Regions from separate parts of the Mus musculus genome. Here region 1 is linked to region 2. A link is a loop called in an ENCODE intact Hi-C map of the cell type or tissue named here. Cell type or tissue: left cerebral cortex. All regions are shown on one strand. Links, peaks and the distances in the headings refer to the core of each region. The heading gives the core; the rest is flanking DNA. Region 1 has its middle 81 kb from the start of Arrdc4. Region 2 holds the start of Arrdc4 (arrestin domain containing 4).

Region 1 (8,840 bases), core at 186-8,185, 80 kb after region 2:
TAACATGATTTTTGATACATTGTAGCTGAAATATACCTGTGTGTGGGTGTGTTTATATTCTGTTCATTAGCCCTCTTGATTTTTCTCTCCTTTCCCTCAATGAATTGGTATGGTGTGTTTATTAAAGCATCATAGCAGTTTGGAGAGAAAAGGATTTTTTTTTCCGAGACAGGGTTTCTCTGTGTAGCCTTGGCTGTCCTGGAACTCACTCTGTAGACCAGGCTGGCCTCAAACTCAGAGATCAGCCTACCTCTGCCTCCCAAGTGCTGGGATTAAAGGCATGTGGCACCACGCCCGGCACATTAATTCTTTTTTGTTTGTTTGTTCTTTGTTTGTTTGTTTTTGTTTTTGGAGACAGGGTTTCTCTATATAGCCCTGCCTGCCCTGGAACTCACTCTGTAGACCAGGCTGGCCTCAAACTCAGAAATCTGCCTGCCTCTGCCTCCCGAGTGCTGGGATTACAGGCGTGTTCCACCACGCCCGAGAAAAGGATTTATCTCCTTCATATTTCCATATAACAGTTCATCATCAAAAACAGTGAAGGAAGGAACTTGAGGATAGGAACCTGGAAGCAGGAACTGATACAGAGGCCATGGAGGGATGCTGCTTACTAGCTTGCTCATTATGGCTTATACAGCCTGCTTTCTTATAGAACTCACAAGCACCAGCCCAGGGATGACATCACCCACAACTGACTGGCCCCTCACTCATCAACTACTAAAAAGAAAATGCCCTACACGCTTGCTTACAGCCCAATCTTATGGAAACATTTGCTTAATTCTGTCTTCTCAGATGACTCAAGTTGACATAACACTATCACAAATGAATTACTCAAACATTTTTTGAAATTCAAATTTTGTTTAGCCATTGTGGGTTCAATATATATATATACTTTAATAGCTTTTTAGTGTTTTCTGTAGGTGTTGTGTGTGTATATATATATATACTTTAATAGCTTTTTAGTGTTTTCTGTAGGTGTTTTGTGTGTGTGTATATATATATATATACATATATATATATATATATATATATATGAATGATAGATATAGATAGTATAGCTTAATTCAGTTGTTTTATCAATTATAATCAAACCTATAAAACTCACTTCCCTTTAAAGTCTGCGTATCTGTGTTGTGACTAGGGCATTCTGCAAAGAGAGGACCTCAAACAAGAAAATGCCCCTATTGGATGCCTTGCAGGCAAGTCTGTAGAGCATTTTTTTTAATTAACTGATGTGGGAGGGCCTGCCCACTGTGGGCAGTGTCACCCCTAGGCTGGTGGTTCTGCGCTGTATAAAAAAGCAAGCTGTGCAAGCCACAAGGAGCAAGCCAGTAAGCAGCACCCTTCTACGGCCTTGGCACTAGCACTGCCTCCAGGTTCCTGCCCTGCTTGAGTTCCTGCACCATGACTCCCATTAGTGACAGAGTGTGACCTAAGGGTTGTAAGATGAAATAAACATTTTCCTCACCAACTTTCCTTTGGTCATGGTATCTTACCATAGTAATAGAAACTCTAACTAAGATGACTGTTTTTAATTTATTTTTAAAGATTTTTTTCTTCATACTTTTAGAAATTTTTCAGACAATGCAATAGCTTGTTTTAAGTAACAAACATGATTTATAAACTTCAAGAGAAAGAAAGTTTACAATATGTACCCATAGTTCCCCATGGCATTTTATCTTCTTTCCTAGTATTTCAAGACTTTTTTTTTAATTTCCATTCTGCTTAGAGAATTTATTTTAGCCATTTCGTGAGAGTAGGTTGGCTAAGGATAAATTTGGTTTATTTTCTTGTTCTTAAAATGTGTTGAGTACATTCCTGAAAGATTGTTTTGGCAAAGTATAGAATCCCACATTGATGAGTTGATTTTTCCCCATTCTTAGCACTTCTGTTGTTTCTGATGATAGCCTTAGCCATTTTAATGTTCTTCCCCTGTAAAATGTATGGCTTCTTTCTTGCAATTTCCATATCTTTTTTCCTTTCAGTTTTTAGAAGGCTAATTATCACATCTTGGTATTTTTTTGAGGGTGTGTGTCATATACTTTGAAATGTTTTTTTCTCAGGTTTCGGATCTATAAAATTATGTCTCTTGCCAAATTCAGGGTATTCAGCCATTTTTCTAAGAATACTTTTTCTTCTTTGTTTTTGTTTTTTCACAAAATAGTTTCTCTGTGTAGCACTTGCTGTTCTGGGACTCACTCTGTAGACCAGGCTGGCCTCAAACTCAGAGATCCATCTGCATCTGCTTGTGATTACAAATTTGTACCACCACTGTCCAGCCAAAATACTCTTCCAAGTTTTCCCTCTTTGTCTCCCCTTTCCTGGGCTTCTAGAACACAGACAATTGATATTTTTCAGACTCCCATAGGTCTTAGATATTTTTTTGTTATTATACTAATTGGATAATTTCACTTATTCTTTCTTCAATTGCCCTTATTTCTCCCCACCCCCACCATTGCTCGGCGCACTCTACCCACTGGTGCTCCCATCAGGTTCTTCAGTTTCCCAAGATGCATCTTTCAATCTGGGCTTCTGTGTGTTCTTTATTTGTCAAGGTTTTGCCTGCATTCATTATGAACATATCTGTCCCCACTCAGTAAGATTGCCTATACTAAATAATCTTCGTGAGAAGCTCTTTATGTCTCTGCCACCTTGATGTTGGCATTGATTGCATTTTTCATTTGGGTTGAAGTAGTTCTAGTTTACTGAATGACACGTGTTATTCCCCTGAATGCATTTTGTGTTCGGTTTTGAGACGATGTTTTATTTTAATCGTATGCTTTTGCTAGCCTTCATTCAAACCTCTCTGGCAAGGACAGAGTTGGTTCTTATAACTTGCAGAAAGGCATAGAAATACCAGTTCTCCCCTTGATCTTTGTAACATTCAAGGAAGAGAGGATTCCTTACTACTCCTGGATGGAGGTGGAGCTTCATCTCCCTCCATGGTTTCTACTGGCACAGCAGTGAGCTGGGGAGCCATTACCAGCAGGTGTAAAAGTCCTACCTTTTCCTCCTTGCTGTACCAGACGGGGCTGTTGGGTTATCCCATTACAGCTTTACAAGGATGAGACTTAATTCCCAACTTTGGCTGGTGTGCTTAATAGTGAAGCTATAGGTGATGCCATGATATTTTGGCAGAGCAGGTCAGTTGCTGTACAAAAGTTCCCTGTGAACTACAGAAAGGAAGCTCTTCCTGGGGCTCTTTCTATCCACGTCCCTTTGCATTTCCAAATTACTGGCTTCTTTAACTCCTAATAAGAGGTAAATGTTGCAAAACAAAATTCCAGGAAATTCAGTTGTATGCCATTCCTTGGGTCCTGAGAACCTTAGTTATGCATTTTCACTACCTTTCAGAATCATTTATATCATTTTTCCTTAAATGAGCAACACCTATTAGAAGGTTAGGAGACACTTACCTGCTCTGTCTTTCCCTCTGCCATCATGGCCTTAACAGAAAAGACACTGAAAGAGCTACTTGAGGGACTTTTTGTATCTACGTGAACTTGTTCTGTTTTACAAACAGAAATACAGGTTAGTTAGGTAGAACCTTCATTCTGGTTACACATCTGCCAAGCTGTTAGGAGCAACTCAGCTGAAGCCAGAGGTATGTTCAGCCAGGATTCTATCATCTTTATTTATTTTATTTGGTTTTTATTTAGTTCGTGTGTATACACATGGGGGGAGGCATATGCTACTGTGTGTCCAATGGAAGCCCGAGAAGGCTGTCAGCTGTCCTTGTCCTCTGGTTTTGGTTTTGGTTTTTCTTGATGGCAGTTTCCACTCCCCTCGGTGCCGTGGCTACAGGTGTAAGACGTTGGGGGTTACAGGTGTGAGACGGTCTGTCAGAATGGTTATGTGAGTGATGAGATCCAAATTTGGGTCCTAGGACTTGCAGTGTGAACACTCCTAACCACTGAGCCAGCTCTTCTATTATCTGTACATCGCACACTAAAGGGCTCCTTGACCAACAGACAGATCTGTGAGGTGACTGAAATCCCCGTGTTAACCTCAGCACTTCCTGTGAGGGCAAGCTAAGGTCATCTGATTCCTTGGGACCCACATTCAAGCAGCCTGGCCAAGTAGCAACATGTCTACACTCGGGCTTAGCTGACACTGAGAAGAGTATTTTTGTGGGCAGCAGCAGGGGGTGATGACTAGACAGAAAAGAAACCAATTGTTTATTTACACAGACTAAAAGAAAAATTGCCTGGACTTGCTTGCTTCCTCTGATGCTAAAACCCTGGCATTTGTGGTTCTTCTTAATGGTCACATATTGTGAGGGCAAAAAAACACTGAGAGACTGTGGGCTGGAAGGGAAGGGGAGAACACTTGATCTCATTCCATTTCTGACCCCAAATTCCCAGTATCGGAGTGAAGCCCTCTTGGGTAATTCTAAGCTAACCACAAGCATAAGACGTAACGAATGTTGCAAGGCTGTATTTCTCAACAGCCCTTTCCAAAATGACTGTGATGTCTTGTTAAAGTGAGCGTTTAAACCCCTTTCTGCATCAATTCAAACAAGACAATAAGCCAATCCTTTGAAGAAAGTTGCTTCCTCTCAAAGAAAGGCTTTCAAGGGGCCAAAGGTAAGATGCTAAGACAACTTGATCCTTCTTCTTAGCCCCAGAGAATTACTGAGCTGAGAGAAACTGAGGGATGATCTTAATTCCAAGTGCAGGGGAGGGAAAAACAGCAGGAATGCCTTTGTTATATGCACACCTAATCTTCACACACTTATGATGTGGTATTCCTTTTTTTCTTGCCATTACTTCCTGTCCCTGTCCAGTGGATAACTGGGTCTAACCTCACAACTTCCAGAAAGTCAGCAGAACACAGGCAGCGCCCTCCTGTGGAGCCTTGTGAAATGTGTTCCTCCAGGTAGATGAGATCCTCAGATAAAGCAGCGCTGTCCTGAAACACACACACACAACAACAACAGTTCTGGAGTTGGACCAGGAGCAGGGGCCGGGAGTGTAAGGGGGGAGGGGGGTCGCACAGAGCAGGACTTCCTATGTTCTCTAAACAGGGCAGGTAGGTGAAAGGATACCTGAGCATTACTCTAGGCACATGGTCCTGCAGGCACATTAGGGAAACCCCTCATTCTAAGCTTGGAAGAGCAGGTTCTGCAGAGGGAGTCCCGGTGTGGCACAGCTCCGTGTCTTTCATTGAGCCCAGAGTCCTGGTCTGATTTTAGAAGGGATGTTCTTAAAAGAGATAGCAGGATGAGGAATTTGTGTCGAGAGTACTAGTTTAGAAAGCGCAAGAATCTATGCTGCCCCCCCCCCTCCTATCTCGGGTTTGTAGTCAGTGGTTCACACTCTTGGAGACTTCACAGTGTGCGCTTGTTGACCTGACAGTGTCCTTTATAATGAAGAAGGCCAAATTCTCAGAATCTGTGACTTCGTTAGGTCCCACAGCCAAGTGACAGCAGGCAAATCTGACTCCACATCCAAAAGCCCCCCCGACTCGCTCTGTTTTCTGTCAAGGCGAATCCCTGACAAAACAGTTCTTGTAAAGCTCCATGAAAGGACAAGAGTAAAGGGACTCGCCAGGTTGTCACCTTTCCTCCTTCAAAACTAGCTGCACCTTTTGAGCCCTCACTGCTTCCTCCTGAAAGAGAGGGGGAACAGTGTCTCTTTAACAGTCTGCTCCTCGCCTCTGCTCATTTCAACTCATATGCATTTGCATGTGAAAATTACCTTCCTGCGATCCCGAATTGATGTTCGCATGTGCTAGAAGAGAAGCCTCTTTCTTTGAAGCTTGAGAAGACATTGCTATGAAAAATAATTATCGTTTCCATCCTGATACTCACCCTGTGGCCTCTTGTACCTCACACATCGGAGCGAGCCGACAAGAAACCACACACCCCAGCAAGCACTCATTTTATTTCAAGCATGGGCCTTCTGAAACAAGCGGGTATTGCTTACCTCTGACTTCCTCTGATAAAACCTACACCCTGAAACTTGATTTCTCATGTTTTTCTGTCTCGTGTCATTTTCTGATATCTGCTGTAATCTGATTTCCTAGTGTACAGATTTATTTTGTAGGCACTGGGGGTGCAGAGCACGTCCTCTCTTTGTATGGATACAAGAATATCTTGAAGCCGAATGAACAGGGATGGGAAAACTTAGCTGAAGTTAATAACAGAGGTCTTCTGCCAGCATTCAGTCTCACTCTCTGCCTCCCTGATAGCAAGGACCAGTGTGCATGCTTCAGCAGCATCCTGGAGATTGATCTCTCTTCCCCCGACCCTCCACGCATACACTGGTGTCTACTCAACTTCACCCAGGTAAACAGGAGGGTAGGGGGCTGACTCACTTTCAGTCTGCCTGTGGTGATGATAGCAAGGGTGACAAATCTATCACATGATCCCCATTCTCAGAATGGCTTTCAACTTTATCAGTACATAGCTTCAGATTAATCTCATCAAGAAACACACTAGATATAGATGGGCATTTCCATTTGAAATATGAGAAACGCAAAGAGTGTTTTCTCCAGGTTCACAGCAGGCATGGTATAAAGGCACAGTTTTGGCAAACTCCCTTTGGGATCATGTCCTTAGAGTCTGTATGGGGATATTCATACATTCATACTTCAGTTCTTTCCTTCTTCCTCTTCCTCCTCCTCTCCCTCCTCTTCCTCTTTCTCCTCCTCTCCTTCTTCCTCCTCTTCCTCTTCATCCTCCTCCTCCTTGGTTTGTTTATTTGTTTTACAAGACAGGGTTTCTCTGTGTAGCCCTTGCTGTCCTGGAACTCACTCTGTAGACCAAGCAAGCATTGAACTGAGAGATGTTCCTGCCTCTGCCTGCCAGTGCTAAAATTAAAGGCGTGCACCACTACCACCAGGCTTAACCCACACTCTCTAATGCAGATTCCAAGGTGCTGAAGATGTTACCATCTCCCTTTCTGCATGGCTCTCTGAAAGTTCCAGGACACTGAATGGGGGAATTAGCTCTGCCACTGAGGCTGCACCACTGTTAAGCAGAGGCAGCTTGAATCACACTGTGTGGAAAGTCACTGCTGCCACCCTCCTAACTCACTTAAAAGGGACAGACTGAGGAGTCACACCCTGATGTGCCTTCATAGTGAACAAAGCTCTTAGCATCTAGAAAATGTAGCCAACAGCCCCTCAGCCACAGTAAATACAGTCACACACTTTTTTTTATTATTAATTCTTTTTTCTTTTTCTTTTTTTATTAGATATTGTATTTGTTTACATTTCAAATGCTATCCCCTTCCCTAGTTTCCTCTCTGAAAGTCCCCTATACCCTCCCCCTGCCCTGCTTCCCCACCCACCCACTCCAACTTCCTGGCCCTGGCATTCCCCTGTACTGAGGATTATAATCTTCACAAGACCAAAGGCCTCTCCTCCCAGTGATGGCAGACTAGGCCATCCTCTGCTACTTATGCAACTAGAGACACAAGATCTGGGGGGTACTGGTTAGTTCATATTGTTGTTCCTCCTATAGGGTTGCAGACCCCTTTAGCTCCTTGGGTACTTTCTCTAGCTCCTTCATTGGGGCCCTATGTTCCATCCAATAGATGACTGTGAGCATCCACTTCTGTTCACACACTTTTTAATGAGGTTTCATATCTTCTGAATATCAGATACTTATATTATGATATACACTGGTAGCAAAATTACAGCTATGAAGTAGCAATGAAACAATTTCATCATTGGGAGTCACTACAACATGAGGAACTGTATTAAAGGGTCACAGCATTAGGAAGGTTGAGAACCACTGGTCTAGATGCTATAGCCATGCCAATAATACTAAACAGAGAACTGAGGCAGAGACCAGTTCATGGCTTGTTCTCCATGACGCTCAGCTTGCTTTCTTATAATACCCAGAACCATCTACCCAGGAATGGTACCACCCACAGTGAGCTGATTTCCTCCTACATCTGTCATCGATTAAAACGATGCACCACAGGCTTGCCCACAGGCCAATCTGGTGGGGACATTTTCTCAATTGAGAGACCATCCTTCCAAATAACTCTAGCTTGTGTCACATTGGCATAAAAACTAGTCAGCACCGTGGAGATGCTGCTTGTAACCCAGGAAATAAACTAAGGCTTGGAGACATCATAAATAGGGAGACTGGTTCCACTCCTCATTTTCCATCAGGTCAGCCATACTGCTCTGTATCTGTTTTACAGATAAGCTTTTGGCCCTCAAAGTAGTACCACTGTGGTCACTAAAAAGGGAAAGATTGGAGCCCAGAGAAGTCGCATGATATGCTCAAGGTTATTACTCAGGACATTGGCAGGACTGAGTCCCATACTCAGGGTTTCTGGTGTTAAGTTCAGAGTTGTCTACTACTTATGCAAACACCAAGACAATATGGCAACCCCCCTAGAAAACACCAGGTAATCACTGATATAAGCATGTACTTTGTACATTTGCCACACCCACAGAATAACTAACATACAGACAAATATGCTAAGTATGGTACGTCAAAGAAGGAAATTGCCTACCTACCTGGATGTTAATTTGGCCAAGTATCCATGTGGTAAGTATATTTAAGGCCTGCACATCAATGATTTTCAATGATGGACTATGCAGAGGGGAAGTTAGACTTGCCTCTGAGTTAATTTTATTCCCCTATCCAGTGTATGCAAAGCACCATTGCACAGACAAAGACTTCTGGAGCTAATTTTTATTTACTATTTGAGAATCTCACATCATGTACTCCAATTGTGCTCACCTCCCAGTCCTCCCAACACCTCCCCCATTCCCCCTATGACCTTCCCACCCAAAGAAAAAGAAGAAAAGAAAGAAAAGATCCATTTTGTGTTGTCCATATGTTTGCTGGAGCATGGTCACTTTCCTAGTGGCTT
Region 2 (8,840 bases), core at 280-8,279:
TCCTCTAACTATTGGAGCAGGGGTCTCTGACCCTGTTGCCTGATATTTGATCCCTGTCCCCTAGCCAGATTGACCAGTTGGGCCTTAGTGGGAGAGGAGGGTCCTGCTGTAACTTGATGTCCCAATGTAGGGTGGGCCCAAAGAGGAGAAGGGGAGGGGGTAATAGTGGAAAGAATTTGTAAGAGTAGGGCATGGAGGAGAGGATGGAGTGGTCCTATGATCAGGATGGAAAGTGAATTAATTAATGAAAAAATAATTCAAACAGCAGAACACCAAAACAATATAATCTTATCAATAAAAGAGCAAATGATTAGTCCTGACACTTCTAAACAGAAATATAAGTGACATACACACATAAGCACATACACATGCAAACACACATCATAAAGTTTTATGTGTGTATTTCTGTGTTATGTGTGTGTGTATACATTACACTAAACTTGACATAACGTTTTATATGTGTGTATACATATGCATGTGTGTGAGAGAGAGAGAGAGCAAGAGTGTGTGTCTATGTATGAACATGTTCATGCCATGCTATGCATGTGGAGGACAGAGGACAGCTCGCAGGAGTAGTTCTTTCCCTCTCACCTGTAGGTCCTGGGCCTCAAAGTCCAGATGGTCCAGCTTTATGGCAAGTGCCTTTACCTGCTGAGTCATCTCACCAGCCCCAAGAACTACATTTGCTAAACTGCTCTTGCTCACACATCCAGGTGCCTATAGTCTAAAATCATTACTGGCACAATCATTGCTGGCACAATGACTCGTGCTTATAAATGCTAGCACTTAGGAGAGAGAGGGGGTCTGGACACCTGAACTACCCATATTTACTTAGTGTAAACCCTGTCTCTAAAACCTAAAGGTTGGAGATGTGGCTTAGTGAGAGAGAGAGCTTGCCTGCTTTGCAAAAAATCTTAGGTTGGATCTCCAAACCTAGTAAAACAAACAAGCAAAAAACAAACAAGCAAAAAACCAAAATCTTGGTCTCTGGTAGCATGGGATGCCATGTCTACAGTTCTGTCCTGGTGCCAGTCTGTGCATGTCAGTGAACTTTCACCTCTTTCCTAGACACTTAATTTTGAGGAGAACATCTCTCCCTGGAGCCAGTGGAAGATCAGTAAGAGGTCCAGCACTATTCATCTGTCTCAAAACCGGTGGTTGTGATCCATCATTCAGTGTTTGTTAACACACATTGATTGAGTATTGCTTGCTTCTGTGTTAGATACAAAAGGTTAAAAAACAATGCATGAGAGCAAAGTCTTTGTCCTCAGTGGGGGCAATAAACACCGTGCAAGTACATGTTTAAGATCAAGCTGTGCTGTGAAGGAAAGGAAGCAGGGACCATTATAGACACTGTGATCAGGAACCCAAGGGTAGTATTTCGGGACCCCCAGGGCTGGATTTATGGCTCTTTTTACTTTCTTTGAGAAGTGTTAAAGAATCTTTGGACACCCTAAAGCCTTACTAAAGTTACAGTGTTCTTTGAGGGTGTGACTCCTGGCAGGTCAACCATGCTGCAGTGGATGGCCTCTGCTCAAATGTATGAGCAGCACAGATAGAGCACCAGTGAGCTCTATGACAGCAAACCACACTTTAAATTAAATCAACAATTTTGAAAAGAGGACGTGAAGTTAGAATATGGAGGTAAGTATGCGTTTGGAAGGAGTTAGGGGAGGAATGGGGGTAGAATATGAGCAAATATACTGCATGCATGCATGGACTTCTTCAAGAATAGAAATATTATACAAATGAATAAATAGATAGATAACAATAAAAATGCCCGTGTTGATCATCTAAACTCAAAAGAGTGCAGTAAAACAACCTATACTTTCAGAGCCTTGGAAAGAAAATATCCTTCAGTTTCAATTTTCAATTATCAAACCTTGATAACAGCTTACGCACTTAGAATTTTAACGAGGGGAAATAAAGGATTACAAATTGATAGACAAATAATTACACATATTTAAATATTCTAGATACCAAAAGGCTATCTAGAACGGTGTGAATTAAAAAGAAACCAGCAAGAAGAGCTGTGGGTTTGGGGAACAAGTCACGGAGACAGCTGGGCATGTTCTAGGACTATGATCCCGGGGTTACGAAATCCTTTTGGGTGGGGCACTTGTGTGTCAAGTATCGATCTTTTTTTCCAGACATAATATTTGCACACTTTACAACTTATGCATGTATATAACGACCAAATAGAGTATTATTCAGTCAATAATGGAGTCCTTCTGTTTGCATCAGCACCAATAAGTGGCAGGTGCTGTTTTAAAACCACGACCTTATTTAGAGGCAGAAGAACCAGAGACGGAGTCTGGCTGGACTTCAGCAACCAGGAACAGAACTTCTCAGGACAAAAGCACTAAGAATCACAGCATTCTTCCAAGACATTGGCTCTCAGCTAGTACAGGAATTCTGTCTGAGACCCAAAGAGGTGTGGCTCAGAATCATGAAAGTTAGCAGATTCTGATATCTGCTTTAAAGTTCCAAGGCAGCCAGCATAAAGCGAGACTCCTGAGTTCCATTTTCCAAGAAACCTTTTGCTGGGCACTCTGCAGAAGTAATCTTAAACTGGGCCTGCTGCAGCCACAAGTTCATGTTCTAGTACAAACTACTCTAGCCTCTCTGAGCTGGAAAGCCCGCCCCCACTATAACCATAGCAACGCTGACACCAATGCGCCGGTGAGCCGGGAACCGCCCCCTCCCTAACAGATATTGTTTCCCATCCTCTGTCCACATGGGCGCACTGCCTCACTATTGGTCTGTGGCCCAGGACTGTGCCTTGCTCCCACCAATAAAGGTCCTGTGCACGTGCACTATGGTGTCTCCCGATTGGTGAAGCCCTCCTGATCACGCACCACCGTCCTGCTCAGCCTGGTGTGGGGGCGCCAATGAAATGACTAAGTGGCCATGTACAGCCAATGGGAAAGAAGCAGGTTTCGCGACTGGCCAATGGCAGTGCTCTGTAGGCGGGCCGTGTCAGCCCCTTTCCAGTCCCAGTGGGGTGTGTTAAAGAGACAGGGCCCCAGTGCGGGTGTTTCACCCGGCTGGGCGCTGTGGCCGTAGTGGCCCTGGGTGTGCGGCCGGCGCCCGTGACAGCAGCGTCGCGGAGCCGGCTACCCCGACCTGGGGCCACTGCGGATCTTGGTGGCAGAGCCGCATCGCCTGGCGGAATGGGAGGCGAGGCGGGAGCCGATGGTCCTCGGGGCCGTGTCAAGAGCTTGGGGCTAGTGTTCGAAGATGAGAGCAAGGGCTGCTACTCAAGCGGCGAGACAGTGGCCGGGCACGTGCTGCTGGAGGCGGCAGAGCCGGTGGCCCTGCGCGGACTGCGCCTGGAGGCCCAGGGCCGTGCCACCTCTGCCTGGGGCCCGAGCGCTGGGGCCAGGGTCTGCATCGGTGGGGGCTCTCCCGCAGCCTCCTCAGAAGTGGAATACTTGAACCTGCGGTTGAGTCTGCTGGAGGCCCCAGCTGGTGAGCTTGGAGATCCCCAGGGAGGGGGGCGGGAAGGGGCGCGTCCCTGGGTGCTGGGTGGCACTGAGGGAAGCTTCTGGAAGGGGAGTCATCTGCTGTCACGGGGGAAGGGCAGGAGGCCAAGCCTGTGCCCCTACCTGGCTTCTAGGAGGAGGCCAGACCCTTTTGTGTTGGTGTGTACCTTTGAACTTAGCTTCCTGCGATCTTCTAGTAACCTATTACAGAATCGTTGCCATGGAAACCCGCCATCTGACTGTCTGGGTTCTAGGTCCTTCCTCACCTGGAGGCATGGAAGGTGGAATTGGTGACATTCTGTTATGTGGTGCCCAGAGTTTGATGGCCTGCTGCTCCTGCCTGTCCTGGCCCTAGACACTCCCGGGTTCATGATGATTTACAGAAAACTAAATCTTGGGAAAAGGGAAGTGGTACTTGGGTAGTTCGAGAGAAGTGTCTCCTCACTGGGGAACATGAATCTCACTAAGAGCCATCCATTGCTGTAGCTCCCCTTCCTCTTACCTCTCCCCATTCAGAAAGGCCTTTGCAGACAATGCCTGCCATCTGGGCCATTTCTGACTTTTCCAGAAGTGCCCATGCATATGTATGTTGGGTTCATGTGATTGCATTTCATCATGAAAATGCTAGTAACCGTGAGTCAGTCTTCTCTCAGTGGAAACTATTGTAAACTTCTATCTGTCTGCCTCATCATCTTGGACCTATCAAATGCCTTAAGCTTACTACCTAGTGCATCGTATCCTCCTGTGGAGAAGTACAATGGTGTCCAGATAAATCCTCAAATATGTGCCTAACGAGAGCTGTATTTTGGATAATGGGGTGTGGCAGGTGAGAGCTCTACCTGCTTTAATGTCCTTTCCTCACTGTGGATTCCAGGAGTCTTTTCTCCCAGTGATTAATAACCAACAAGGATGTTAAAGGTGGCTGACTGGAGGGAAGGCCGTGGCAGCGAGAGGTAACCAGGTTTCTGTTTAAGATTCGGCCCCTGCGCCTGTAAGGATGAGAACTGAACGCTGCTTTGGTAACATCTGGGCTAACAAATAGGTTTTGACTCACAAGTAAGATCTTGTTGCTTTGTTCTAATGAAACAGCTACATCTAGACAGCTGCCAGTTTTCCTAGAATGTGTTAGCAATGGTTATAGTTTGCTTAAAGTCAGCTTTTATTTAAGGAGTGGGGGAACATTTCCCCCACATACTTACAACTTGGAAGAACTTAGCAACTTGACACAGATTCTCAGGGTCATTAACTTCATAAACTAGTTATCATTCAATGACCTAGGGTGATCTTTTTTTTTTTTAAATAACTGTTGACCCCTAGGATCTATTTTAAACTGTTGGATCTATGTTTTAAAAATCTTCCCAGAATATTCTTTAAAATTATTATTCTTATTGAGCCACTTACTATCATTGTGCCTGAACCACTTCAAGTCCTTATGAAAAAAGATCGTGATAGAAAGACCTAGACACCTCGGCCGAAGAGATGGCTCAGCCATTAAAGGCTAGGCTCATAGCCAAGGATATAAGAAAGTCCCAGGGACCAAAGCAGAGAATTAGCTTCAGTTCATAGGCACCCACCAGAGTGTGACCTTACACAGCCCCTCTCGTCCCCTCTACAATGTTTCTAGATCCCAGGGCTCATGAAAAGGTTTCATGAAAAGCTCTGGTTGGAAGGGCTTTGGTGGATAAAGCAGCTTCCTTTAACATTGTAGCCCTCAGTGGACAGGTGGAAACAGTGAGAGCCATAAAACAGAAGCAGAAATGGCCACACCTTACATCTTCTGAATGTTTCTAATTAAACATAAAAATTAAAAAGAGAAAGAAACCTTTTTACTCGGTATTACAGCGTTTGTCCGTTTCCTCAAATTGGTTTTCTCATTTGAAGTCCTGTAAGGCCTGGGTTGGCTTGCTTCTTGAGGGGCTCTTCATCTCTCTTGATCACTTTTTAGTATGCTAGCAACTCTACATGCCCGTTCCCTTCATCCAAACTCTACCCGCTCATCTGTATTCTGGTCCTCAGCTCCCAGGCCCACCATGAAGTCTCAGGACTTCAGGACTCTGTAGTCTTTACTTGATGCAGATATCCATTCCCCTTTCCTCCAATTGTTCTTTTGAGGACCGAAGTATTCATCCTCATTATCACCCGAGCTTGCCATTTAAGTCCAGTAAATCCACACTGCTAAACATTTGTGTGCACTTTGTCATGTGTCACATGGCGATCACACTCTATCTCAGCTCTGCGGGCCTAATGAGCCCCTTGGAAGCGATAAGGTACAGAAGTGTCCCTTGACTCCAGGCCTCTAGCTCTGCTGAGACCCTCCTGAGGCTTGTGTGGCCGTCCACTCCTGCACGTAGGGAGCCTCTGGGATGCACACTGCATCACACCATGTAATCTGAACCTGTGTTCTTCTGACTAGTTATTGTTCACGTTGCCTTCAGGTCACCAGCCTGTGATGTCTTTCTTTACAAAGTGGACCCGAGTTCCTTGTTTCTCCTTAATGTGAAAAGTAGAGAGAAAGGTTTAGGAGACTCGTTGAGTCAGTGATGCATTCTTATTCTCTAAAGGCACAGGACTGAAATACTGCGTTGTTGATAAGTCAACCAAAGAAACCCATCTTGTTAATGGTTTTGACCACATAAAGTAGAAACAAATTCAGGTAGCAAGACAAATTCCGGATCAAGTTGTCTGCCATCTTTTCTCATCGGATTACCTCCACCCATAATGTATAGCTTTTATGATCTTGAAGGGAAAGTCTGTCACATGCCATAGGGAGCCACTGACCAGAGTGGCAGCCACGGGCTCCACTCTGAATCCACATTAAACAGATTGACTATGGAGATTCATCATAGCTTCTGCTGGTGCTTCTGGTCTTACGCCATCCATTCCTGGACTTTGGCCATTGTTCAGTAACAAATCCGTGCATGAAGTTGAAGGATGCTATCAGGAACAGGAGAAGGGAAACCCCATCACTCTCAGTAGAGCTAACGGGTGAAGAGCTGGCCCTTGCTACTTTGGCTGTTTTGTTTATAACTATTACTAACACTGTTAACAAGTTTTCTACCTCTGTTCAAAGAATACATAGAATGAATATTGTAGTGTAACTAAAGACATGTAACTTGTCAATTTGTTGTAGGTACAATTTAATGTTGATATCTCATGTTAGTAAAATTAATGTATGTGTGTATACATGTGTCTGTATATGCACATATACTGTATTTATTTATATATTATATATTACAATACAATATATATATATATCATATGTACATTTTACACACGCACACGAACTTTTGGCCCTAGATAATACTTTATGATAATTGTATAATTGGTCATTTTGTAGATAAAAGGGGTGTGTGTGTGTGTGTGTGTGTGTGTGTGTGTGTGTGTTGTTTCTTGGTAAAAGACAAATTCTAATTTAATTCTCTCAGTCTGCTTAATGTACTTAGAGTGTATTGGCAGGAAAACCACCTTTTAAAAATGGCTTAGATTGTGAGAACTCGTGATTTACTGCTGGCCTTCGTTAAAATGCAGTATGGTCTTTTTCAGGTGAAGGTGTCACCTTGTTACAACCAGGAAAACACGAGTTTCCCTTTCGCTTTCAGCTTCCGTCTGAGTAAGTGATGCTATGTTTTCCATTTCCTCCCCCTGCCTTACATCCATTATTTGAGCACCCGGTGTTCCCCAACACTGAAGTGTGTGTGCCAATCTGTGGGACCCTCCCTGTGCTTATTGTTCTTTTCCTCCTTAGCCCACATTTTAACGGGTGCTTTTCCTGGCTCTGAATAGCTGAAAATAAGCTCATAGAGCAATATCTTTGGTTTATTTCAGACCTTTGGCAACATCGTTTACTGGGAAGTATGGCAGTATTCAGTACTGTGTGAGGGCTGTTTTGGAACGACCCCAAGTTCCAGATCAGAGCGTCAGACGAGAGCTCCAGGTTGTCAGTCACGTGGATGTCAACACACCGCCCTTATTGGTAAGCTCTGCCCTTCCCTCCTTTCAATAATGATGCCTGCATTTAGTCACTGTCCGCCAGTTCAGGAAGCACAATGCAACCCATAGGCGTTCCCTATAAAGATATGATTCTAGGTTGGGCAAATTACAAATTGTGTGTATTAATGCTATTGATTATATCCCTGCTGTTCAGGGCTGCTTTTGCCAAAAAGTTACACAGGCTTGAAATGCATTAATGAGCCTTAATAACAATAATGCAAAGAAGAGAGGGGTTACTTTACCAGCACGGCCATATTCTCAGGACTGTGGCATTCTAAACTCTCCAATAATAGCAGGTTGAGGAGCAGTAATTACGAAAGAGTATTAATCACACTCAGCCTATTATTGAAGCCCAGGCCATTATGCTATGTATCCCTCCATTCTGCATGTCATTTTCTAACATTAAGTAAGTGTGTGCAGCTGCTGCCACAGCCCTTTCACTTACCATTCCTTATGACAGATTTGGCCACATTAAGGCATTGAACTTCTAATAATCATCAGGAATACTGTAGGCTGGTAAGGAGGATCAGGCTATAAGGAACAACAGAATAGGCAAGATGGGGACTAATGAGCTACATTCTTTTATCTGCACCCATATTATCAAAATAATATAAAATTATACCTTCTACTTTCATGAAAGCTGCTAGGACCAAATGGGTCTTCATTTAAATATGAATGAATGGTGTTATTTTTTACTTCATAGATAATAATGCTGGGATCACTTAAACTTCCCATCGTCCCATCAAGACACTGATGTGGGAAAGATGTGGGTTTTACGATTAGATGTTTCTTTTTCTAACTAATATTTTTAAAGACAAGGGAAAAGCTGGGAGCTAAAAGTTTGTTAGTTCTTATTTTCACAAGAAGTAGAATAACTGTGATGACAGATGAAAGACGTGCATGCATGGGTTAGGCAGCTCCCTGCTCCCTGCTCCTCGCTCCTCCCTGCTCCCTGCTCCCTGGCACAGGCCCCCTTGAACGGCTTCTTAAAATCCCATTTGGAAAAGCAGTGGCATTAGTAGCTTATATCTTTTTAAGCTTGTGTAGAGTTTTAAAACTGTCTCTAAAATTGCCACAGTTTTTACAGAAAATCACTTATTGAGGTTTGCTTTTTGTCAAAAAGAGATACTTGACTTTAGTATAACATCTAAAATAAATGAATAATAAAAGCTAGCCTGCCGCCGCATTTTATAGAAAGCTTGAAGTTTTGTGACCAGAACAGCTGAGTTGTTTTGCTCACTTTGAAGAGTAGAATCCTATAGTGGGCGGGAATGGGCTTCCCCACATTTTCAGGCCTGCTGACACAAGGTATGTGGATACCTTTAAAGCCCCCAGGCTAGTCCCAGGAGACCTGAAAGTTCTGTC

Evidence for each region. Peaks named below come from ENCODE experiments on the same cell type or tissue, not always from the same donor. Only the 100,000 strongest peaks of a DNase experiment are listed, where the experiment ranks them.
Region 1: a loop joins it to region 2, with 2.4 times the contacts of the local background. A loop is called at or near these places in 2 of 42 quality-filtered maps.

Annotation. Positions count from the first base shown.
Region 1 is chr7:68,663,433-68,672,272 of GRCm38, reverse strand. No RefSeq gene overlaps it. Among named protein-coding and RNA genes, the nearest start is that of Arrdc4, 81 kb to the left of the region's middle. In left cerebral cortex, for the core only: a CTCF peak has its summit at 4,843 (motif pointing left); DNase peaks (open chromatin) are centred at 4,851 and 5,725.
Region 2 is chr7:68,743,400-68,752,239 of GRCm38, reverse strand. Arrdc4 (arrestin domain containing 4) reads left to right here and starts at 3,002. Exons shown (of 8, transcript NM_001042592.2): 1 at 3,002-3,471; 2 at 7,029-7,095; 3 at 7,311-7,458. The coding sequence starts at 3,174. In left cerebral cortex, for the core only: no CTCF peak of the experiment used is centred there; DNase peaks (open chromatin) are centred at 2,828, 3,689 and 3,968; H3K4me3 peaks cover 1,855 bases; H3K27ac peaks cover 690 bases.